Regions from separate parts of the Homo sapiens genome. Here region 2 is linked to region 1. Evidence: read pairs that join two places in POLR2A ChIA-PET (ENCODE). Cell type or tissue: PC-9. All regions are shown on one strand. Each heading gives the region's core, and the rest is flanking DNA. Links, peaks and the distances in the headings are about the cores only.

Region 1 (12,724 bases), core at 2,898-10,897:
TGTTTTCTTGCCTCTTCCAGTTTCCAGAGGTTGCCCACATTCCTTAGCTCGTGTCTACATCACATCGGTCTCTGCTTCATGGTCACCTAATTGTCTCCTCACTTTGACTTTCCTGTCTCTGTCTTATGAGGATGGGCCCTAGTGAGTAGATCAGGCTCAGTCGAGTAATCCAGGATACTTTCCCCATCTCAGGATCCTTAACGTCTTCACATCGGCAAAGTCCCTTTTTTAGTCCCTTTTATCATGTAAGGTAACACAGTTACAGGTTCCAGGAATTAGGACAGGGGTATCTTTGGTGGGGCCATTATTCACATATACATTTGTCAAAACTTTTTAACTGTACACTTTAATATGTGTGGTTTATCATATGTCAACTATACTTCAATAAATCTGTCAACAATATCAACTGAGTCTAATAAATTACTTTGATGTTTTAAAAATGCATCAGGGCTCTGCCTGCCACAATTCATGAGCTGGCCAGAGGTCTTTGGATTCCTCCCAGTCATTGCTGAGATGAGTGAGGATTGTTTCAGAAAATCAGGCCTCCTCCTGGGGAATGTGCCTCAGCTTCTGGTAAGTGACTTTTCTTTCTTCTTTTTTTTTTTTAATATGGAATCTCGCTCTGTCAGCCAGCCTGGAATGCAGTAGTGTGATCCTGGCTCACTGCAACCTCTGCCTCCCGAGTTCAAGCAATTCTCGTGCCTCAGCCTCCTGAGTAGCTGGGACTACAGGCATGTGCTACCATGCCTGGCTAACTTTTTGTATTTTTAGCAGAGACAAGGTTTCACCATGTTGCCCAGGCTGGTCTCGAACTCCTGGGCTCAAGAGATCCTCCTGCCACTGCGTCCCAAAATACTGGGATTACAGGCGTGAGCCACTGCGCCCGGCCAAGTGACTTTTCAATTCTGGCTTAGCTGGCATCACCAAGGCAGCTTAGAGGGATGCAGAGGTGGGAATGCTCTGGAGTGTAGCGTGCCTTCTGGATCTCTGTGCCAAGGAGTCAAGGAAAAGTGAAGCCAATATCTCCTCGAGAGGCAGAACCGTCAGAGAAGGGCCACAGCGTTCTGTGCCTGGCAAACTGGGCTGTGAAGATTTTGCTCCGATTGACTTCTTTTGCTGTACAGCTGATGGATTCAGTTTATGTTATGTTATTTTATTTTAGTGAGAGCTCTTAACATGAAATCTACCCTCTTAAAAATTTTAAGTGTACAATACATTATTAACCACAGGTACAGTGTTGTACAGGGATCTCTAGAGCTTCCAAGTCCTGCTTAGCTGGAACGTTTTGCCCATTGATCAGCAGCTGGCCATTTCCAGTTTACTTTTTCAGTTTAAATTCCTGTTTCCCTGTGGCCACCACCTACGAGACCCTGTATTCAAAGAGGCTAAAGGAATTTTTTTATAATCGTGACAATTGTATAATAAGGAAGAAAAGAACAAGGACTCAATATCTCAGCTTTTTGTCTCTAAACCCTGTGATCATCCTCCCGCTCCACCCAGCCGTATCCACGGAGACTTAGGAGCTGATGAGGTGAGGAAGAGACTTTTGGGTCCTTCTGTGGCACTGACACTTGGAAGTTCTCTCTTTCTCACCTGACACCTGTGGGGGCTGCCATCAACCTGGGCCTCAGAGACACCTCTGCTTCTCATCCCTCCATACAGGCAACTTTATTCCTGAGCAAGATACGCTGATTCTTCTACCAGAATGCTTAAGTCTGCGGGAAGTGGAGACTTAAAATTTTCTTCTCTCCTTCCCTCCCTCCCTCTCTCCCTCCCTCCCTCTCTCCCTTTCTTTTTTCCTACTTTTCTTTTTTGTCTTGCTGTTGTATCATTTTTAGTTGCCGTGGCATGTTGTGAACTACACTTGTCCAGACATCTAACCACCTACAAGGCAATGAAGAGACCCTTTACTCCCACGTCAGTAGCTACCGCAGCTGCGAAGCGAATCCTGAAAATGACCCTAGGATCGTGCCCTGCCAGTGAACTGTGCCTTCTGCCATGGACTCCTCCATGGGAGTGAGCTCGTGTTGCACTAGCTCTGCCCCTCTGTGCACAAGGTCCTCTGCCCACGGAAGGATTAAATTGTCTTACATCACCCTCTACTGAATAGCTTTCAGGCAATGAGGGGGTCCTGTTTGGTTCTTGCACCAGAGTTTGTTCAGCGTGCGTGTACATTTTCTTTTCAGGCTGCATCAGTGATTTGGACACCCCTTAAGGACAAAGAGCGTGGTTGGGAGAAGAGCGCTTTCCACCCCTCTCCTTCAGGACCATCCTGGATGCAGCTGCAACTCTGCTCTTGGCTGTCCTATGGCTGGCAATAGCTTTCTTGCTCTCTGGCAGGCAAAAAGCAGGGTGTGTGTGTGTGTGTGTGCATGCGTGCACGTGCTCATGTGTGCATGCACTGGAAAGCTAAGGCTGAGGCATCGAATGACAAGATCCCTGAAGTAAAAGGCTCCACAGCTGCTTACCCAACCCCTAATTTGCTGGGGCTGGGCTCCTTCTAATGGGCTGCCAGACCCTGGTAGGCACAAGGAGACTGGCTGTATATGTCTCGTGTCCCCTGGGCGACTGTCCCAGTGAGCAAGGACACCACCAACCTTCTTCCCCCCTACACCCTCCATAGGACAGTGAGATCCTGCATTGGATTATGCATGAGGTGTATACACTCTGCTTGTACGTATGTATGGAAGAAAGGATTTTGGCTTGAAACATTTTTTTTATTGGCAGAGACAGCACTTCTCTTAAAGGAAATGGCGGAATTTGCCAAACTAAGCCTCCAGAAGAAAATATAACGGAGAGTGTAAAAGAAATCCATGTTCAAACATTGGCAAGTGTGAAACATTCAAGATTTTTGTGTGAACATCACATTGTGGGAGCAAAATTAAATTAAGCTGGTCTCTGGCAAGCATTGGAATGAAAGCAGAACTGGAGCAAGCGGATGGTGCTTGGGCATTTTTTGCAAGAAGCCAAACAGAGCATAATCAGATGACAACCAGGGATCCCAAGGGCTGGGTTCTTTTCTTCATCTCATTAACACACAAGAACTTAACTGCTTTGGGTCCGGAGGGTCCCAAGGAAGTGCCAAAAGAACCTGAACTTTCTTCACCTCCACAACTCAATGACAGGCAGAGAAGGAATGAATTTCATTCAAAAAATATTTATTGAGCATCCTCAGAATATTTATTGTGCAAACTACTGTTCCAGGCACCAAAGGAGGGGATGGTCCCAGCTCCTTTATGGAGTCTGCAGTCCACAGACTTGAACTCAACTAACTAGAAGGAAAGGCAGCTCAGAGCAAGTGCCCTGCTGGAGATTGAAGCAAAGTGCCAGAGAACGTGGGGGTAAATTCTGATAGAGCTCTCTGTAAGTGGGGAAGGAGAGGGTGGGGCAATATGCCTCTCTTAGAAGAGAAGCAGGCATTTGAATGGAGATATTGAAGTAAGTGGAATTTGGGGAGGGGTGGGAGGAGAGGGATGGAACTGAATGCCAGAAGGAGTCAAACAGCAAACCAGAGACCTCACACACGCCCTGCTCCCTTCCAGGGTTCTCTTCGGTGGCCTAGTGGGGAAAGAGTACGGTCTTGCTGGTGTGCCTGAGGGGCCTGAACACCACTGGGAGGGCTGCAGCCCGGGCTTCTGTAGGGGAAGCCCTGTTCCTGCCCACTGACGACTCAGCCCATGCTCTGCTGTCTTCTGTGGCTTGGCATTCACACTGGCCTTGTGGATATGGTAGAATGGCACGTCCCAGAGTTGGGCAGTGCTGATCCGTACTCTGTTGGGTACCTGTCAACCTATGGTTGTCCTATTACACAGTGGCAGTGCTTGGAGCAGGCAGGGGCCAGTCCTTCCATCCCTCTTCCTTCTATAAAGACATAAGAGTTATCGTCACAGTGACACATAGTCAAATTTGAGAAGCAAGACTAGACTCCATTTCTCCCTTTGGTGGTTGACAGGAGGTGGTTTTTGCTCAGAGATTTTTAGCTGCATCCTCTGGCCCAGGGCTGTCTCCTCCCTACCATTTCTATAGTCCACAGAGAGTACTCTCCCTTGGAGCCTCAGGCTGCAGCTGTTCAGCACTCAGATGGGGACTTGAGCATTCCAATGGGGATTGCTGTTGCTGGGTAGTGATGTTAAGGACCAGCTGAGGATGATTTGCCCAGAGCAGTTGCTGCTGCCCACAATGGCTCCCCACTGGGTACCAGCTGTTCTCATTACTGGTGGCACACCTGAGTACCCCTGGGCACCTGCCAGTGCTTCCACATTCTGGCCAGGTGCTCCAGGACTGTGCACAGCATTCTCATTGCCAGTGTTGTGATTGCTGTTTGCCCAAAGTCATGAGCTCCGTAAACGTTGCCTGAGAAGGCTGAAGTTCTTCTGGGCATTTGCCTGATTAGTTCGTGGTGGGAGTATCTTACCTGGCAACCTAAAGCTTCCAGAGCAGTTTTTCTTAGAATGTAAAATTGCTTAATGAATGCTAGGATTTTAGTTGAGAAATATTTTGAATCCACTGGATCTCTCTGGGATGAATTGACATCTCTTTAACATTGACGAGGTTATTGATTAGCTTTCTCACTTTTTTTTTTTTTTCCCCCGAGATGGAATCTTGCTCTATTGCCCAGGCTGGAGTGCAGTGGTGTGATCTTGGCTCACTGCAGCCTTTTCCTCCTGGGTTCAAGTGATTCTCCTGCCTCAGCCTCCCAAGTAGCTGGGATTTCAAGCATGCACCACCACGCCTGGCTAATTTGTATTCTTAGTAGAGACGGGGTTTGACCATGTTGGCCAGGCTGGTCTGGAACTCTTGACCTCGTGATCCACCTGCCTTGGCCTCCCAAAGTGCTGGGATTATAGGTGTGAGCTATCGCACCTGGCCTGATTAGCTTTCTCTTTACATTCTTCTGTTAAATATATTTTTTCTACATGTCCTACACAGTTCCCCTTAAGTAAAACCTAGGTATTTTGTGTATTGTTGTTACTGTGAATTATATAATTTTTTTCAGTGTTTTCCAATTCTGTGTGTATGTATATATGTATAATAATACACAAAAATATAAAAGCTATTGTAGTTTTAGTTTTTTAAGTTTCTGTTTATGTATGTGTGTTTATACCTGTTTTTTTGTTTTGTTTTGTTTTGAGATGGAGTCTCGCTCTGTTGCCAGGCTAGAGTGCAGTGGTGCACTCTCGGCTCACTGCAACCTCATGCAATTCTTCTGCCTCAGCCTCCCGAGTAGCTGGGACTACAGGTGCCTGCCACCACACCCAGCTAATTTTTGTATTTTTAGTAGAGATGGGGTTTCACCATGTTGGCCAGGATGGTCTCGATCTCTTGACCCCATGATCTGCCTGTCTCAGGCTCCCAAAGTGCTGGGGTTACAGGTGTGCACCACTGCGCCTGGCTGTCTGTTTTGTTTTTACACAGGCAATTATATATTGGGATGAAATGTTATCTCTTTCCACTTACATGCATCTGTTTTGTTTGTTTGATATTGTATTGGCTAGAATACACAGACATATATGAATACATATAATATGAATACTAAATCTGGCCATTAGAACTGGTGTCTTTATTTGCTCCTTACTTATTTGTCTGTTGATAATGATAGGGACACCCATAACACTTTACTGTTAATTAAAATTTTCATCGTTGATCTAAGAAATAGTATTTGGAATGTTAATCTCCAACCTAACAAAAAGAATGCAAAATTAGAAACTGCAGCTCAATTTCACTTATAATAGGATATTAAAAATCTATGCTAAATAATAACTCTAGTGTAACAATGCAGCAAAATAATAAATGACCAAATATGCCTTATTTGTGAATGTACAGATAATTAAATATTAATAAATCAATTTATATAACACATCACCTCAAGGGCATAGGAAAAAAATGATAAGTATTTCAATATAAAACATTTAAGAACCATTCCTAAATTTAATAAAAAAGCAAGTATTTAGCAAACTACATAACAACATTATTCCACCAAAAAATGGATTTTCAAGAAAAATAAGAATTGGAAACTAATCCTATGAACTTCATTGAAAGACAGTTCTTTTATATTTAAATAATGGTGGAGACAGCAACATTACAGTTTCCCCTTTCTTTTTATTGATTAGTTTTAGCATTATTAAATAGCAACTAATTAAACTGAATAATTAAGAAATCAGACGTGAGATAAGAACTCAAATGTTATTCATATTTTAAAAAACTGAACATCTTTGTTGAACAAGTCTGGTATTTCTGACAAAATGGGATTTTATATCCTTTGAGAGACTTAAGGTCTCTCAAGTTGCTAAGTTTTCAACCAGGCCACTGGTTCCTTGATGAAAACCATAAAACCATTGGCAGATTTCTAAGGGAAGACCTTATCTTCAGGTTTCTGAAATAGAGTTAACATTCTCTAGTCTCTGAAAGACAGAGTTAGTATTTGTAATATTGGCTTTTTTATTTAATGAGAAAAAGAAGGGAAACAAACATTAGATAGGTTAGCTTTCTATTTCACCTACCATTTTTCTCAGAGGGAGCTGCCAGTCATGGTATTCGATATTGTTACCAAGAAAATCTTTGTGTGTGTCAAGCAGCATCCCTGTTTTCAGTGAGAGGTGACCAGATAAACTGGAAAGTATTTTATCTGTCTTTGTGACACAGATTATGTGGTTGTCGTTTTTCACCAACTTTCTTACTAGATCTTGAAAATGGTCTTGGTCCAGGCATGATAGCTCATGCCTGTAATCCCAGCAGTTGGGAGGCCAAGGAGGGTGGATCGCTTGAACCCAGGAGTTTGAGAACAGCCTGGGCAACCTGGTGGAACCCCGTCTCTACAAAAAATATAAAAATTAGCTGGGAGTGGTGGTATGCCCCTGTGGTCCCAGCTACTTGGGAGGCTGAGAAGGGAGGATCTTTTGAGGCCAGGGGGCGGAGGTTGCAGAGAGCTGTGATCACGCCACTGCATTCCAGCCTGGGTGACAGAGCAAGACCTTGTCTCAAAAAAAGAAAGAACATGGTCATGCTGGAGCCAGCATTGGAAGAGATAAACCGCAAACCTGTCGGCTTCCCACATCAGTCTAATTGAGTTGTCTGACAGGAGCTGCCTGGAGGCAACTGAGAGGTAAAGACTATGTCTTCCTGTGCCAAAAACAATGGGGTGTTTAAAATATCCCCCAGGGCATTTTCTGCTCTGTTTTATTTGCCTGGTTAAGAATTCTGCTCCAAGAGAAACAGATTTGACGAAGATCCATGAAGTGAAATTCAACCCTATGTTTCATTTCCTACTTTAACACAAGAAGCTTGGCTTTTGCTTAGTGGGAAAAATTATTCTACATTCAGATGATACTGAGAGATTTCATATGTGTATCTATTTGCCTTCCCCCACCGTGGTGAAGCCAGTGGTTCCAAACACTTGAATCATCAATGGAAGGCCTTGTTAAAACACAGATTGCTGCTCCTCCCCCTGGGTTTCTAGGGTGGGGCCTGAGAATGTATATTTCTAGCAAGTTTCCAGGCAATGCTGGCACACCTAGGCCAAGGGATCCTACCTTGACAACCACTGCTCTAAGCAAACTTGCGAGTTCAGTGAAAATGCTTATAAAAGTTCTTAAATATCTTAGTTGTCTCATAACACAGTTTCTCAGGCATGTGAAAACTGGATCTGAAATGTACAGTTGGAAGCCCAGAATAACATAGGCTGATGGGGCAATCATAGGCAAGTTCCAAATTAAACAGGCTGATCAGTTTCACAGAACACACACCTGAACGACTCCAGTGAATACAGGGTTGGAGGCACCTCAGCTGTGAGGTAGGCTGTGTCATGACTGAAAGCTTGTGTGACATAGGAGTGTGTCTTGCCTTCCAAATGTGGGCTTCACTGCAGCACCTCTGGGGGAGGACATTGTCATGGCTCTAGGAGCTTATGGAAGGGCAACAGCACTGCCGTCCTCAGGCTGAATCACCCATGGCATTAGCTTTGTAGCATGCCTGAGAAGGACCTGGAAGTTATTTCTCAAGCAACTGAAACACACAAACACACATGCTTTTAAAATGCCCATTTTCTTGGAGCTGCCTCTTGTGCCACTTCTTATGGGACTGGAGGAAATGGCTTTGTCTCTACTACTCAGGGTCATGGTATAAAGAAGCTCATTTTCTTTGCCAGCGCTAAGCCTGGCTGAAGAGGCGAAGACCCTTCTCTCCAGCCTGTGCTCAGGAACAGACGGTAGCCTCCGTTACGCAAAGACGGAACTTCAGCAGATTTGTTATGGAACCCAGCACCAGGCTAGAACTTCTGCTGGTCAGTCTTCAGTGCAGGGGTCATACCACAGGGAACAGCACTCAACTTCCTCCTTCAAACTGTGTCCTGAACGACAGGACCTTCAAGCCTCAGGATATACATGGGAGGAAATAAAACTTCTTGATTCCTCCTGTGGCTGGGGGAACCATAGAGAGATCAGTCCCTTGCAACTGTCCCTGGGGACACTTACTGAGCTCCTGGACTGCCAAGTGCTGCTGGCTCCCCATCTGAATACTGGAACCAAATTCAAGCTGGTTTGTCTTTTACTGAGAAGCCTTTGAATTCTTTGAATATGTTCTGACTGGTGTCTAGCCAGTGGGAGATGTGATTACAGAAATTGATGGGCCTGTGGCACAGACTGCTTTCTGAAAACACAGGGTTGTGTATTTTGAAAGTGATTCCATAAATGCTTATTTCACCTGACTCCAGTTTTCTGTATGTGAAAGCAGTGGCTAATGTGTCAAATGAGGACAACCAAGCCATCAAGGTCTTTCCTCTGGAAGGTCACAGAAGAATTTAGGACTAAGAAAATGCAAGCATGTGAGACAATAGGGTTATTATTGTAAGATAGTCTCCTTTACATTTTCTTAAAAATTTTTTTGGTCAGGAATAGAGGGAGGGAGATAAAAGTAAGGTAAGAATTTACACTAAATTCAGAATCTGTGGTTACATCTACCTCTATCCTTCTTTCCTTGAACATCCAATTTTATCTAGCAGGTTAAAGCTAGGCATTTTAGACTTGAATATCATTCTTATAATTCTGAGAAAGAGCAACTTTAAAAAATTTATAAAAGAACAGCAAGTATGGATGTATAGAGCTATACCTTGTACTCTGTTAAAATACCAATCTTTGGTCAAGACTTTTTGGTGTATTGTTTCTTCCATTTTATTATTTAGCAATTGCTATTTTATTCTTGACTTAACGGTTTTATTGTTTATGTTTCTATTATTGTAAAATTCCTTTCATTTACTCAGTAATAAACAAATCCAAGGCAATGTAAATGATGTTTTCAACTATCTCCTTTTATCTATAATCTGCCTTCAATAGTGATGATGTGGTGTATTCCAGCTCTGTGGGTATTAAGATGGTTTTGTGTTCATTATTTTTGCTTGTGATGAGCAATATGATGGAAACCTAGAGAGAAAATTGACCCCCAAATAAAAACCTCTTTCAATATGGTAGTTTGGTGCTTATCTATGAGGTTAATTTTATTTCCATATCACAACTATTTTCAAGAAGGCCACTGGGAAGGATTTAATTATTTCGATGTAACTTATGAATCCCATGGGTGTGCGATGTCCGTGATGATGATGGAGTGCTGCATCATTTCCATAGTCTGGAGTGAATTAGGATGTGCTAATCAACCTTCCAGGTCATTCAAGAATGAGGTTGGAAGAGATCATTCTCCTGTTTGCAAATGAGAAACAAGTATAGGTGTGAAGAGACCTGTCCACAGCCATTCAACAAATGAAAAGTCCAATCGAAGATGGGACCTGATTTCTTACACCCCAGGTATCTGCTCATCATCTTGGGTAAGACCACAGGGACCACCAAGACACCCAGAAGAGACACTTGATTGTTTCCTGGATGTTCCAGTTTTGGGGCCCATAGATATATGCCATTTACTTTACATGCTTTCTAAGACTGGTTGGTGACATCATTCTTGCTTGATCTGCATGGGAGCCACTTGCAGGTGGGCAAGTTGGGCCAGAGATGTGGTGGTGATTATGTCAGAACAGGCAATCTCTGCTTTGCAATGGTGTCAGTCAGGCTTGCGTAGCTCATGGGACCAGCTCGCAATCATGCTTCTCCACCCAGTGATGACTACTTCTCAGTGGAACAGGTAAAGATGGCACCCCAGAGAGACAATTGTGTCATCTTCTAGAACTAGGTTATACTATTTTTTAAATATAAGAAAATCTTCGTAAATACGCAATCTCATTTTCATGGATTTAAAAACAAAAATGTACACCTTAGTGGTGAGGAATAGTCTAGCTGGCTGAACTAAAAATCAGAAGCTGGTGAGGCCTCTTCCACTATGAAGATGAAACCTCCAGACTCCTAAATAGGAGTCCTTTGCCATGACGATGGCCTAGATCGGTTGTCTCATCTCTTCTTTGGCTGTGTCCATTTCCCATTGTCAACAACGTCCACCCCAGCAGCCCATCTCACCAAGAAATTAGCATATTGCAATGAGAAGAATGTGGGGTCACAAACTACATAGATATAGGAAATTGGTGGGTCTGCAGGCAGAGGTCATGAACTTGTGACCTGTGGGCCACATGGCAGTATTTTAAAGGCAGTCACCAGGTACGCAACGTGTTTGCTCACAATGCAAGCACTTTTCACCTGCTTCCCTCCTCTGGCCCCTATTTCAGTCCTCTGTGTTCTCTGACTAGTTCCTACAGAATATTTGGGATCCCTGGTAGATTCATGGTGTCCAAAGCCAGCCTTCTTTAGAAGTTACTTTTCTTAGTTTCATCTCATTTCTGCTACTGTTGAGTCACAGCTCTATGTTTTTTATTTTTGTTGGAAAAGTCCCCTTTGTTTCCACGTATAGCAGTTGAATCCAGGCCATTCTAGCTTCTCAACTCCAAGACAATGGGCTGCACTGCTGTTTTTAGACTGTGGCCCAGTGGTATTCTAGAACTTTACCTCTTTACGGCATGGTTCCCCCTAGCTTCCATATTCATTCCTTGCTCCTCACCACCCCTTCCACTCCAGGCCTGGGTCATTTGTCTTTTGTCCCCCATGTCCAACTTGTTCCTAAATAATCTGTGACCCATTCAAATTAAAATTGGTAAAGCCTTCTCACTGCCATAAGCTTTATGTAAGATGAGTCTTGCCTATAACTACAAAGGATGTCTATTCCATATATACAACTGAAAGGTTCATATTCAACAGATATTACCTACTATAGAAGAGGCATCTAATAGGTGCTATCTCATATCTTCCTCCTTATGGCAATGGTGTGAGGTAGGGATCTTTATTGCCCAATGAAGGAAATAGATTCAGAGTGTTTTGGAAAGTTTGTGAGTTCACACAGCTGGTGAGTGGATGAGCAGTGGCCGGATTCACAAAGAGTCCCCTGATCCTAAGGCCAAAGCACTTTCTTAGCACAAGATCAAGGATCTGAGTGAAGGGGACACAGGCAACACCTCTTCCCCAGCTCCAACCTGAGGCAACTCTGTAGGGGTACCTGTGCCTAGGCAGGCCCTGTGAAGATAGGGATAAGGTGGGCAGCAGTTCCATTTAGTCCAGGCTGTAAATGGCAAGAGGCATCACTTTAGCCACTGTTCAGAAGCTAATCTAGGTAGAAACAGCAGGAGGCATCCTCACAAATATTCAATCTGCTCCCAAATCAATCTGCCCCTGAGAGCCTTGTCTCATCTGGAGGTGGGAGGAGAGAGATTCATGTGGTAGGAAGATGGCATGGGGAGCTAAAACTGCTGAGGCTTTCCTGAGGCTCTCTTGGGGTTCATGAGTTTGGGCCTTGGGCACTGGGGAGGAAGGGACAGTTAGGGAGTTTATTCCTCAGGGAGGATCTAGTCACATTTTGGCTGCATTGTCCTCCTTCTCAGGAGGCTGCACACAGAAAGGCAAAAGAAGGAAGAGGTTAGGTGTGAGGTGGTGGTGATGCTGAAATTGATTTCAGACGCTACAGGATGTAACCACACTTTTCTAGTTATAATTGCATGGGACAATTTTGGTAGTTTTCTGTGCTTATCAATGGCTAGGACTTCAGATTATTTTGAATTCCTTCAGAATCTTATAGAGTTCCAGACACTCACATATTCTTAATAAGTGTATATGGAATAAACAATTAAGAAATGAATAACGAGATGTCCCATTTCTAATTTTTAAATTTCTTTACTTTGTGCTCCTATCCAACAAATGTGTATTCAGCTTCTGCTGCAATTCATAGCTATGATCAAGACACACAAGAACCTTGCTCCCATGGAGCTTACATTGTAGGGGTGCAGAGAAAGATGTTAAATCTACAAACAACTAGATGAGAGAGTGAGACATGCCATCAAGAAAATAAATCAGGCAGTGGAATAGAGTGAAGGAGGTGGAGAGGCTGTTGTTTAGCTTGGGTGGTCAGGAAGGGTGTGAAGGGGCATGGAGGAACTAAGGTTTGGTTGGAAAGAAGGAACCAGCCTTGCATGGATTGGGAGAAACCTCAAATAACGAGGCAGACTGTTCCAGGAATCTATGTGGACTGAATGTACTGACATCACCTCTATTCATTTGCTAGGGCTGCAGTAACAAAGTACAGTCGACCCCCCTTATCCATGGCTTTGCTTTCTTCAGTTTCAGCTACCCATGGTCAACTGTGGTCTGAAAATATTAATAGGGAAATTCCAGAAATAAACAATAAGTTTTAAATCATGTGCTACTCTCAGTAGCATGATGAAATAAATATCTTGCTGTCTCACCCCATC
Region 2 (12,724 bases), core at 2,071-10,070, 350 kb after region 1:
TCCAAACACTTGGCTGGTGTCTTAGAGGAAAAAAAAAGTCTAGGTGATTGAATTTCTTAAATTGAATTAAGCAGCTGTTTTTGCATCTTGTGGACACTCATGTTGGGTCTAGACAAACTTGTCCGAAGCTGGGACTGGGCAATTGAATTGAATGGAAATTGTGTGGCAGCTCTGTAGCACGTGACTTACCAATGCTTGCCAGGCTTCTGGGCCGATGGGGAAGCTGCTGCTGTAGTCCAGTGGTTTTCAGACTGTCAGACTACATGTTTACTTTTAAACCGCAGAATCCTTATTTCAAATGAAGTATTTTTGTGTATTATCTACACGTAAAATAGATAGGGGGCATATTTTTGTTTAAAGTGATAACTTTCCCTTTACAAACAGCAATAAGTGAGAAAACTAAAATGGGCTTAATGAACTAACATTTGAAATTGTGAGCTACAGGAATCCATTTTAGTCGTAGAGCAGCATTGGCACCTAATTTGTTTCTGTATGTGGATCTACCGGTGCAGCAGCTCACTCATCTGGTGTAGCCAGTGCTCAGTGCATGATCGGGCCCACAGGAAGGATGCATGCATCGATTGCTCCTGGCTTGTGAGCTTCTGAAGGCAGGAGCTATATCTCAATTCACCATTTAATCTACCCCACTCCAAAATGACACCTACTGCCAGACTTTAACAAAGTAGGCATCTAGCAAACAGTGGCTGCATTAGGAGGTAATGAGCTTGTACCTGATGAGGTTAACTAATGGTGGTGTACTGGAGAGCTCAGAGGAGCTAAGAGCTGTGGTCACGTCAGTAAGTTTAATGGGATACTCTTAACTGCATCACGAAGGTTGAATCAGAACTGAATGTGCCAGCTTGGTTCGTACAAACTCTCCCTCCTTCTTGCGTAATCTAATTAATGAGATTCTCTTCATTCAAGTGGTCATCAGAACAGGGACATTTTTCAACTCTTTCTAGCTTACTCTCCTCCCCTTCCTCAGCCAGTGATAAGCTGCATAGATTTTATCTCCTATATGGACCTTTTTGGCCTCTGTAGACTATTCTTTTTGTTAATGCTTGGGCTCAGGCCTTTATCATCTTTCACCTGGACTATTGCGATAATGTTCTAACTGACACACTTGTCTCAAGAGTCAACCTTTTGTAGGCTATGTTGTTCTTTGTTATAAAATCTATTTTCTAAAAACCCAAACCTTGTCAGTTAAATCACCTGCTTCCAAAAAACCTTCAATGGCTTTATAGTGTCTATTGGTTAACTTTCAAACTCCTTTGCAGGAAATTCAAGGCCATGCTTTGCCCTCTGTCCCCACTGCCCCACCTCATGAGACCCTTACTTTACCAACATGGTGGACACAGGTCTTCTTGGGGCCTCTACTCTTTTGCTTGTGTTCTTCTGCTTGAAATGGCCTTGCATGCTCTCTGCCTCTGATGCCTGTCTCCCAGTAGACAGCACTTCCCATCAAGGCAGGTCCGTGTCTGTTTCTCTGTGCTTTATTCCCAGTGTTAAGTACATTGTCTGGCACAAAATTGTTATCCAGTTAATATTTGTTGAATAATTAGAAGAATATAAAAAGGCTGATAAGTATGATTTGCATTGAATTAATATTCCATTGTATTTCCACTACTAGGAGGTAGTACACCTTTTAGTATACTTTGCATTGAATTGACACTCAACTGTATTTGCACTACTAGGAGGTAGTATACGTTGATTGAGAGTGCTCAATTCAGTTCAGCACCAGACATAATAGGAAACACAAAGATTGGTCAGACATCATTTCTACACTTTAGAGAGACAGTCTGAAGTAATCAGTGCTGGCAGAGAATGTGATAGCCATCAAAAGAACTGGGCAGACTATAATAGGTAAACTGAGGTAGTGGTCTCCTTACTGGATTCCTATGATTTCTGTCCCTTCCAATACAATCTGCATATGTTTACCAGATTCACCTTCTCAAGTGCTCTTTTGGACACATCCTCCCTCATCCTAAAAATCAAATGCCTTGTGATCCTTGTTAGCTACAGATAGAAGTCCAAACAACTTATTAAAGCTGTGTAGTCTTCCCAAAGGATCCCAAAGGATCTGACGGTTGTGACCTGCCCTTGTGGGATTCTGTCTTGCTCCAGGGAACATCTTGCATCCCACAAGCCTGTGTTGCTCCATTCCTGGAAGGAAGAGCCATGGCATGAGGCAGCAACACCGTCCTAGGAGCAGTAGTCATTTGTGCTGGTTCATGATACCCTTGCTTGTCTGGATCCTAGAAGGCAGGTCTCAGTGTCCTAGACTGAACTCTGTTCTCTATTTCTTGCTCTACAAGCTGCACCCCCCTCCACCGACTCAAATCATACATTCAGGGTGCTTCTGCCAGCAGGAGCCTCAGAAAAACAATTGGAGTTCTCTGTCCTGGACTTTCCCTGCCCTATAATCAGGAGCTCGTAGAATTACTTCTTAGCTTAACTTACATTGTTTTCCAAAGTCTGCTGTCTCCCTACTTTATAGCAAAGATTCTAGCAATTAGAGCTCATCAGAATCATTTTAGAAGCTTACTAAAATGCAGATTTCTGAGCCTCACCTTTGAGAATGATGAGTTCTAAATCAGTATTCTGGTTGATTCTGGTGCAAGTAGTTCACTAACAACATTTTGAGAAACATCTAGAGTGTGGTCACCAATAGTTCTTCTGCATGTATTTATTCATTCATTCATCCAACTACAAACATTGGCATTTCTTCTACAACAGAGCTTTTGTAACAAGAATTGGATATGATGGGATCAATTAATTAAGAATAATGGATTACACCTACTGTTTATTCCAAACAACTGTATTCTAAAACCACCCAGTAATCATAACTTCTTAAGGAAGAAAATGTTCAAGTTTGCCCTGCACAGCCGCTTGGAGAAGCTGTGTAGTTTATTTGGCTCATTAGTGAATGATAAGAAAATGTGAGCAACTCTGCCCTTACATGGTGATAGGAAAAGAAATGCCTTTCTTAAGCTAGATGAATGGCTTTGCTCAAAGATGTTTGGTTTCTTAAAGCTATGCTCTTATATATGTATTTTTAATTCCAGAAAGAAAAAAAACTTTGTAATTGCACATCTGAAAATTTAACCCCTAAGTCCCTATATGATTTTTGATAATTAAATATTTATCAGGAACATAAGTTTTAAAGTATAGAGAACAAATTGCATTAGCTCATTTAGCCTACTAAGTTCCAAATACTGTGATAGGGACACAATGATAGAATGACAAACAGGACTTGCTTTCTTGGCTTGAAAGCTTTTATCAGGGTTTATGATGATCACAGTTTCCCAAACCAAAAATTAGGGGCTGTAATATGATATATAGTCTTCCAAATCTGAATGTGAGATTATTCTTAAAATTCCTGAATGCACATTCCTCTTTCTGTATGAATTCACAACTTCAGCCAGACTGATCTATTCACTATCATCAACCTTGCCACGCACATTTCTGGCGCCTCTCCTTTATTCTTTGGAGTACCCTCGTTTCTCTTGTTCTACTCATCTAAACCTAACTTTAACCGAGATCCAGTTAATGTTCTACCTCCTTTGCGAAGCCAACCTAAACCATCTCAGACCACAATGAACTACAGTGCACCTTTCTCCCTTATTGTCTACCTTCTTACTTGGCATTTAACAGATGCCAAGGCATTGTTATAAATCTTTTTACGCACAGGCTACCTCCCCAGTTACACTACTAAACAATCCTTTGGAGGGTAGTCATTATACCTTATGTGTCTTTGTAGTTTGATTGAGCATAACCTCTGACCCATAATGGGTACTCCTTAGACCTAAGGTATGGATGAGAAGGTGAACATTGTATGTATTCTATATTTACCAAATATTCTTCATTGTCCATTCTGTTATGCAGATTCTGAATTCCAGTTATGTCTACAATATCTACAATTTCAATGATGAGTGTTTTCAGGTTGATAACCCCAAGCTATTGCCTAGGAGTAATGTCCACTTAAAACCAAGAGTTTCAAACTCATGCCTTCATGGGGCAGGCAAGCAATCAAGTTGGACTATGTCCGTCTAGCTCCATATTTTTCCCACAAGGGAACACCAGGAAGATCAAACCAAGAAGCCTGTCTGTGTGATGGCCCCTTCTGGCTGGTGGGCTGCCAGGTTGCAGTCTTGGCTTAGAGCCAACTGGGCTGAGCAGGTTCATGCCTCTGTAGTGTAAATTACTAGGCCTCTAGCTCCATCAACTCTCCATGGTCTTTTAACCTGTTGCTATGGCAGTTTGTTCTCTGGTTAAGGCCCTTTTGCCACCCTGATCCAAATGCAATGCTTGGCTGAAACCAAGTACAGAGATCTGTCTCTGGGTCTACCCTAACTAATTTAGGTCTATCTACATAGATCCTTATTCTCAAAGATCAATACAAGCTCACCAGGCAAAGCTTTTTGTTGCCTTCCCTCTGAATTTGACAGCCAAGGGTGCTCCAGCTAGTTCCAACTCTCCACTGCCCTTAACAGGTCCTTGACCTCATTGCCTTCACCATTTAGTCAGGTTGACTCTCTGAGTTCCAAAAAAAGAGATAAAGAAGATCTTGTGCTCTGAGATTGATCATGTATTTTGTGTCAAGTGCTTTTGTGTGTTTGGCCATTAATTTTTGTTCTGATTGCGTATGGGGAGGTGATTTTTTCTTAACTTACTTTCAATTGTAGGCACATTCTGGTCTTTCTTCTTTATGTATCCACCATCTTTCTTTTCTTCAACTTAAAACAACAATGCTATAAAGTAGAAGAAGTTGGCTATTTTGGTAAAGACAGAATGGCTTAACCAAAAACACATGAAATTTGGGGTGAGGTAGATCTAGGTTTTAATCCAGCCTCTACTAATCATTGCCTCCATGAACTTAGGCAATATTATTGTGGTTTTTCCTCTACAAAAAAGGGCATTATGTAATTACGTGCAAGCAAAACTGACTCATAGATGGTGCTCAATCCTGTTTTTTTTCCCTTCCTTATGAAGTATTTTCACTTTGAGTAAAGTAGCCACGGTATCTGCTTTCTTGCTATAGAAATTAGCACTCACTATATGGGAGACATTTGTAACCTACTCCCCTCTCCCTTCTCCTTCTTCGTCAGTCTGTGGTCTCTTAGATTCAGGAAAGAGAATATACATTGGGCAGATGTTTAGTCAGCAACTGAGCAATTACTTTCTCCCATCCCTGACTAAAGGGATCTCACTTGGCCTGCAAGCTCGGGTAGCATTCTTAGACTGTGAGCCACAATGCTTATGCAATGTTAGCTATATGAAAACTAGGCAGCCTGCTGTATCCTGTTAAATGACACTGAGTCTGAGATGGCTCCTTGGAAGACTTACTTCTACTTCCTAAATATAATAGGTAATATGATTCTACTAGCTCCATCATAGTACAGGGCAGGACCTGATTCAAGTTATGGTTTGTTGTCAGGCATTTTACCAATTATATTATGTAATCATCAGGAGAACCCTGTATGTTAGGCTATCCTTCCCATTTAACAGATGAGGCAGCTAAGGCTCAGAGAGGTTGAAGTACTTGCTTAGGGTCATTGAGTTAGTAAAGGTCAAAGATAGGATTTGAGCCAAGTTCTGACTGGACACTAGTTTGTGCTTGTATGGATTGTGTTCCATTGCCTCTAAAAAGCAAGGGATTCTGAGAGTCAGCCAGTGGGGAGGGCAGCCTGCAGGGATATAGATCTTCATTCGGCTCCACATGGAGCCACAGGTATTTGGCATCTCTCATTGCCCTATGGGGGCTTGTAAAGAGTAAATCGAAGGCTAGTTTTAACTGTGACTCCATAAAATAATAATGTCAGATCATAGCCTTTTGTCTGTTGCTGTTCCAGTGTTGACTGATAGGTTACATTTTTAAAGATTGCATCGGCAATTCATGCTTTATTACTCCTGAATTAGCGTAATGCTTCAAATCATCTTGTTGTAATTCAGAATAATTATCTATAATTAAAAATAAATTCTTGTAGGGTGAGAATATCAATTTCTATTCAAATCCCTTTATTTTGATTGTGCCTATCAGCCATTACCCAGCTCCTACCCAATAACTCTGAGCACTTGTTGTGGAGCTAACTTTGCTCTATCCAATGCTTTTGTATTTTTGGCACCATTGTGTATTCTCTTTTGAGATCAGCATTCCTCTAGGTATTTTGCCTTAGTTGATGCTCTTAAAGGTACTGGCTTTTGTTTGGTTGGTTTGAGATTCTGATGAAAGCTATGAAACACACGTTAGAACAAAAATCACACAGGCACATACAGACAGATCAAGCATGGAATTTCAGAAGAATCAAGCATCCCCTAGGACTCACGTTCTCTAAGTATGTCCCTGACCAGCAGCATTAGCAGTACTGGGAACTTGTTAGAAAAGTAAATCCTTTGGCCCAACTGAATCAGAAACTTTGGGGGTGAGGACCAGTAATCTGGGTTTTAACAAGGTCTTCAGGAGATTCTGATGCCTGGAAGTTTGAGAACCACTACACTAGGAAGAGTTAAGAACTCTGGTCTGGCAGGATGTCGCTGAACATGCTGGAATAAATATTAGCACTTCTGAGAGCAGAAAGGGTAACGGATCCATGCAAGCTCTGAACTTATTACCTTCACCAGGTGTTAACACCTGCTTCATGTTTCAGACTAAGGATCCATTTGCTCCCATGGGAGCCAAGCCCGTGGCACTATCATCTTCCATATGGAGGGGTGAAGAACCAGCTGGGGACACCCCTGGGGAAATGCTCCCAGGCTGGAAATATTAAAGAAGATAGAGGAGGTGATAGAAATAGGTGGGTTCTCTCACTGGGTACATACCCATACTTAGATGGCCCACCTGGCCTGGCCTAGGAGTCACCCTTCCCTGAGGCAGGCAAGTACTGGAGACTCTCATGCTGTATAGCAGAGTCTGAGTATGATTAGAGAAAACACAATTTGATGCTTAGAGTTTCAAGACGTCAGAGACTAGTCCCAGCTACTCGGGAGGCTGAGGCAGGAGAATCGCTGGAACTCAGGAGGTGGAGGTTGCAGTGAGATTGTGCCATTGCACTCTGGCCTGGGCGACAAGAGCAAAACTCCATCTCAAAAAAAAAAAAAAAAAAAAGAAGTCAGAGACTGACTTTTAGAGTCAGAGTCAGTCTCTAACTTTTTCCATATAAGAGGTTGTATGTCTCAGCAGATAACTGTCATTAGATTTAATCTTTTAACTATGCTTCCATGCCTAGGTTTTACAATGTGAGTAAAATCTAAGTAAAGTTACGTAGATTCCTAAAGAAGTTCTCATTTAAGACCTGAATCTCTCTTGAGTAAACATTTTCATACACACAGTTTATTGCCCTAGATACCATAATCATTTGCCCTCCATGAGGACAGAGACCTGGTCTCCTTGCTTATGGTGAGCGCTCAAAAAATTTTTGTCTAAATAAGTACATTTATTATCTCATTGAATTTTCAAAACAATGCCCAGAAATCTGACCTGAGAATTATTAGGAGGCACAATTCTTCCCCTCTCCGTATTTCTATCTTAACCATAAAGTGAAAAGATCTGACCTTTTATTTCACCCTTCACAAAAGCGGGGAATACCTGAATTTCTCTGGCAAGTTTGGGAAAAGAAACTCTTGTTTCATGCATCTGCTCAGACACAGGATATGCTGTGCTCACTGCTTGCTTATTGCAAAGGCTTCTGGGGTGAGTAGACTTGGGTTATTTCAGTTTGACTAATACTGATGCAGGTAGATTTGCCTATTTCCAGCTTGAAATATTCCGAAGTCCATTTGGTGATGGGTCTGAGCTACATTATCCAGTCCAGCTTTATCTATGCATAGATAAAGATTCTTTTCTATCTGACCTCTTTATTTCCTCGATGGCTTCAGCACTAAGGACAGGTGTTATTTAGTATCCAGATAGAGATTACAGCCTTCTGAGATGTTGCCTTTCCCTGTTATAGTTCATACCCTTGTTCCCTGAGCTGACTAGGTTTGAACAATTTGTTTTCTGCAGATCCTGGTAGAAATCTCAGAGTTCCTTTTTTCCTCTGAAACTCCTTCCCTGTTCCAGCACTAGTTGTTCTGAATGTTTCAGTCACTTCCTAATGGCATCCCCAGAGTCACTGGCTAGAGAAGACTATCTCATCCCCTAGCTGCTGGCCTCATCCAGGCTTCTAGTACGAGAGTTGCCTCAAGCTGACTGCGTCCTGTACACACCACACAATCTTCCAGCCCACTGCAATGTATTTGACCAGGGGTAGACACTGGACCCATGAGTAGAGACTCAACGGAATCAAATTTTACATGGCTTGCAGCCTGTGGGTAGTCTGGTACTAAAGCAGTGTTCAAATAAAGTCAGAAAATCATTAGGCTCAAACTGGAATTCTTTGAAGGAACTCAACTGGAGATGTAGACAAATGCCCACTAGTTAGAAGGAGAGCCCAGGAACGAAGGTGCATAAGAGAGCTGGAATCTGACAGTAACTGAGGCTTGTTAAGGAGGAACACCAGAGAGAAATCACCAAGCATCTGCTGCTGGTTGCTACCTGGATAATCAGGTTGCTAGAATTGCCATGGATCTCAAGTCTAGTCATGTTCTACCTCCAATACTTTTGGGAATCTGGATATGTCTTTTTCCTTTGCAGCCAACGAAGCCCAACAGAGACTCTCATAATCGATGATGCTTCCATTTGTCTTTCCTGAATTCCCTTTCTGCTTCTCCAGCCCCCTCAAGAAAATTCCTGCATGTTATTCCTCACACAAATAGAGCATATCTCTCCATTCCATACCAAACAATTCTGTCCATGGGTGGGTTACTCCCCACCTCACATAGGACCTTCTTGGCCTCAGGGTCTTATGTAATTGATGGGGTGGAATAGAGGAGGCAGAGTGGGGCAGATGTGGAAAACACAGCTTGGGGGCTGGTCTCCACTCTGATGTGCCTAATTTGGCTTGCAAGTATTTGTAAGAAAACATTTTTTGAACTAATTTCTAATGTTTGAAGAGGATATTTCCTCCCTAAAAGTTCAGATTTCTGGATTCTCTTAAACTTTGCACACCTGATGGCACTGGGCCTCCTTTCCCCTGAGCATAGTCGTCGTTCAGAGGTGGGTAGCAGCCAGCCAGCCTTCTTCAGTTGAGCACTTCCTTAGCGCTAGTTCCTTTCTGGCCTGCCTTGGTCATGTATGTTACCTCTCTGACATCTGCTATCATTTGACTTTGCACTCACTGATAGAGACAGAATGAGGGAGCAGATGTGGAGGAGAAATGGAAGAAGTTATTCATTAAGCCAGGGCTAGGAAGAGCGCTAAGGAAGAAGTTCTAAGGATGAGAACCCAGCAATGTCATTGAGTTTGATAAGGAGGAGATCATTGATGGCTTCCGTGAGTCCAAAAGTCAGATGGCAAGAGAGTGAAGAAGCTGATGATGGTTATGTAGGGTATAAGAGATCCACAGAACTGAGTCATGAAATGCAGAAGAGAGGTATGACAGTTTCAGAGATGTAAAATAGTGACCATTGATAATGTCTTCAGAATGAGACCCATGAAAGAAGGTTAACAAAGAAGGCCATGCTTATGATATGAAGGAAAAATAGATGTTGTCCAAAAGGGAGGTGGCATATCTATGACAAAATACATATGGTGGGATGGAGCATTCTGATTAGACGTGGGGAAGATTAGTTTTCCAGAGCTAGAGAGGGTTCATCTGTCTCCTCTGAGATTTGTAGACTCTGATGGCATTTTGTCCATGTTTTAGTTTTCCTTTTAAAATGGAGGGAACCTGAAAAGATTTGATTCACCATTGATAGCAGTAAGTTCCATTAAAAAAAGATCCCCACGATAGTTTCTTTTGCTGAATATTGTCCTGTGGCACTGTTTCCTTTTCTTGGTGCCCTTAGGAAGATCACACATGAAATTAGCACCTCAAATTTACATAAATAAATTTGATTTACTGAAAATACTATGTAATAGCCATTAAACATCATTTGTGTAGCCTGCTTGTAATCACTGCGAATTATCACTTCTGTTTATGAAATCCACGTGCCTCAACCCACAACTACTGAGACGTTACCTCCTTCAAGACCTCGAGTAGACTTGGTTCATGTTCTACTTCCTTACCTTCCTAGGATTCTTACTAAATATACCCACTTCTGTCTTCCTCAAGCTCCCAGACTGGAAATATTAGCTATTGAATAAATACATAATTATTCATCGGGGCTGAATCTTCACACATAGCCGTGACCAGCACTTGATCTTCTCATATAGCCGTGACCAGCACTTGAAGGAAGCCAGGACAATTCTTTTAGATTCTCTTCCTTGAAATGCCACCTCTTCCTTCCTCTGTGGCCTCATGCTCCTCAATTCCTGCTTTTTTGAAAGCCATAAGCCAGGCAGTAATGTTTGCCTCCTTGGCTTGATCTCTGCCTGAAGCACCCAAATGCCCCTCTGAATTTAGCAAGAGAAGAGACTTGGCTCCCTGCGCTGGTGGCTGCTATCTTGTTTCTACTCCCCAACTCTGATATTCCCCTAATCCCATCTTGCAACTTGGCTACTTTTCCCAGTATAAACACTTTTCCGTATGACAACTCCCACAACGCCCAGCTAGGGAGTTTCTCTGTTTACAGTTTGCAATGGGTTCATTATATTTACTTGATGGGGAAGGTTTCAATTACACCTCAGCCAGCTCATCCTCTTTAATTCATACTCCCACTACCTGCTCTTGTTACCTATCCTTCTAAATATTAGTCACCTATGTGAAGATAATAAAAAGATCCTTCTGGGTTATCTCCAATTGTATGTCTCTTTTCAAATAACGACTGATTGCCTGAAAAAAAAAATTAAAGTCTGAAGGCAGTGAGCGATTTGTAGAATGTGCAGCATCCACATTCATTGGAGCTGGAGAGATCTTGGAGAAAATTTAATCTAAATTCTTACTTTCCAGATGAGGCCTGGGGCAGAGAAGGGATTTACTCCAGATCATTTTATTCATTAATGGAAGATCTCCCGCCTTCCCACACAAGACTCCACACATGCACGATTCTTTTCTGGTTTTTTATTTCTGCTATGACAACACAGTCATATCTATGTAGTCCTATCTACATACAATGTAGTCGTGTGTGTGTGTGTGTGTGTGTGTGTGTATACACGTATGTACCAGGAGAATGGTTCCCAAACCTGTCTGAATCATCAGAATCATCTGAGATTCTTTTTAAAAAGACAGTAGCGAGAGTTTCTATCATATGTCCTGAAACAGTCTCTGAGGCTGGGCCCAGGAGTCCAAGGTCTGGCCTTGGGGTTGCTGCTTGATAAAGTTCCCTTGCCCTCCCAGCCTCTTTTTCCCCTCCCATAAGGCACTGCATTTTTCAAGATTGGCCGCAGATTTCATAACATCATTATCAATGTGAAAGGGACCCTTGGTGGGTTTCCTATGTTGTCATGGAAGAGCCCAGCATCCACAACAAGAGAGGCGTGCATGAGGCAGCCTGCGGCCCCAAAGGCAAGGCCCTGTAACTTTAAGCAGAGCTTAGCAAGCCTAGTAACTGGCTTTGTTTGTGTGTCTACGTGGAGGAGGAGACCAGCTTGTGAGCAGTACCTGGAGCCCGTGGGCGTACTCTGGGGAAGCTGCTGCATGAGTCAGGCCTGCAGAGGGTTGGGGACTGGAGTCCTTGACGCACTCAGCAATGATTCAGGGGCACAGCCGAGACCTCGGCATGCCAGGTTAAGCGGGTAAGCCACTCTCCCTGCCAGAGTGGGCCCTGGATGCATGGTAGGGAGCCATCTTAACTTGAACAGCTGTGTAATCACCAGTACCAGTAAAAGAGAGGGGACATGAGACAGTTTTCTCCTGGAACCTCCCCTGGAGTGTGAACACAAGGGAGTGGAATTGTGGGGTCAAATGGTCCAGGAGACCTGCTCCCAGTGAATAAACAAATTCACTAAGGCGTTAGCTCTAGAAAGATTTTATAACTTAGCTGGGTGTATTTGAGGGTGTTATCCATCAGCCAGATACAAGAGGTGGGGAATCTAAATACCTGCATGTGTTTTGGGGGTTGAATAAGTCCCCTCTGTTGTCGATGACTTGGGACAGTCCTAGGTGAAAGAGGTGAGGTTGATCAGTGACATTCAGGCTGCTTCTAGCCCCGCTATGCACTATGTACATATCCGAACTGAGTTCAGGTACTCTTTCTTCTTGATCCCTCTGAGGGTGAAATATTGGTCTCTTTGACCCTACAGTTGCCCAAAGTGGGGCAGTGCTCATAAATATTCACTCTCTTCTGATTTTATGGCTGATTGTACCCAAAACCTTGCTGTCTGGCAGGACAACTAGAGGCTGAGGCATAAGAGAAGAAACAGTGTGTCACTCTGATTTTTTCTGGCATCATTTTTACTCAGAGTTGGAAAGTGCCTCTCCTGCCACACACCTGTGAATCATTTAGAAACCAGGACTCACAGAACAGAGGGCGGACTTCATGCATAACCAAAAAGTTTCCTGGAGGCCGATAAGCTGATACAGCCAGAACAATTGTCTCTTTCCAGGTAGACAAAGGAGTGCAAGGCATATGACCTTTACGTATTTTTGTTTGTTTCTTTTTACCTTGGATCCTTTAGCCATTCTTGTTGGAGAGCCAGTTCTGGGAGAGGGAGTTTTTGACTAAGCAGCCAGTCCATGTTGAAACAAGCATTGTGGGGCAAGTGAGCTGAGCCCCATGGTGGAATGACAGCTACAAGTTAGTGGCA

What was found. Peaks named below come from ENCODE experiments on the same cell type or tissue, not always from the same donor. Only the 100,000 strongest peaks of a DNase experiment are listed, where the experiment ranks them.
Region 2: POLR2A ChIA-PET joins it to region 1 with 5 read pairs; 2 of 35 experiments call an interaction of 5 or more read pairs at or near these places.

The regions. Positions count from the first base shown.
Region 1 is chr13:40,448,131-40,460,854 of GRCh38, reverse strand. It overlaps LINC00598 (long intergenic non-protein coding RNA 598), which reads left to right. Exons shown (of 7, transcript NR_024507.3): 5 at 449-573; 6 at 9,652-9,791. Among named protein-coding and RNA genes, the nearest start is that of LINC00598, 27 kb to the left of the region's middle. In PC-9, for the core only: no CTCF peak of the experiment used is centred there; DNase peaks (open chromatin) are centred at 7,104, 7,324 and 7,784; H3K4me3 peaks cover 303 bases; H3K27ac peaks cover 2,552 bases.
Region 2 is chr13:40,101,957-40,114,680 of GRCh38, reverse strand. All of the region lies in intron 3 of LOC124903162, which reads left to right. Among named protein-coding and RNA genes, the nearest start is that of LINC00332, 73 kb to the left of the region's middle. In PC-9, for the core only: no CTCF peak of the experiment used is centred there; DNase peaks (open chromatin) are centred at 4,950 and 5,250; H3K4me3 peaks cover 561 bases; H3K27ac peaks cover 1,710 bases.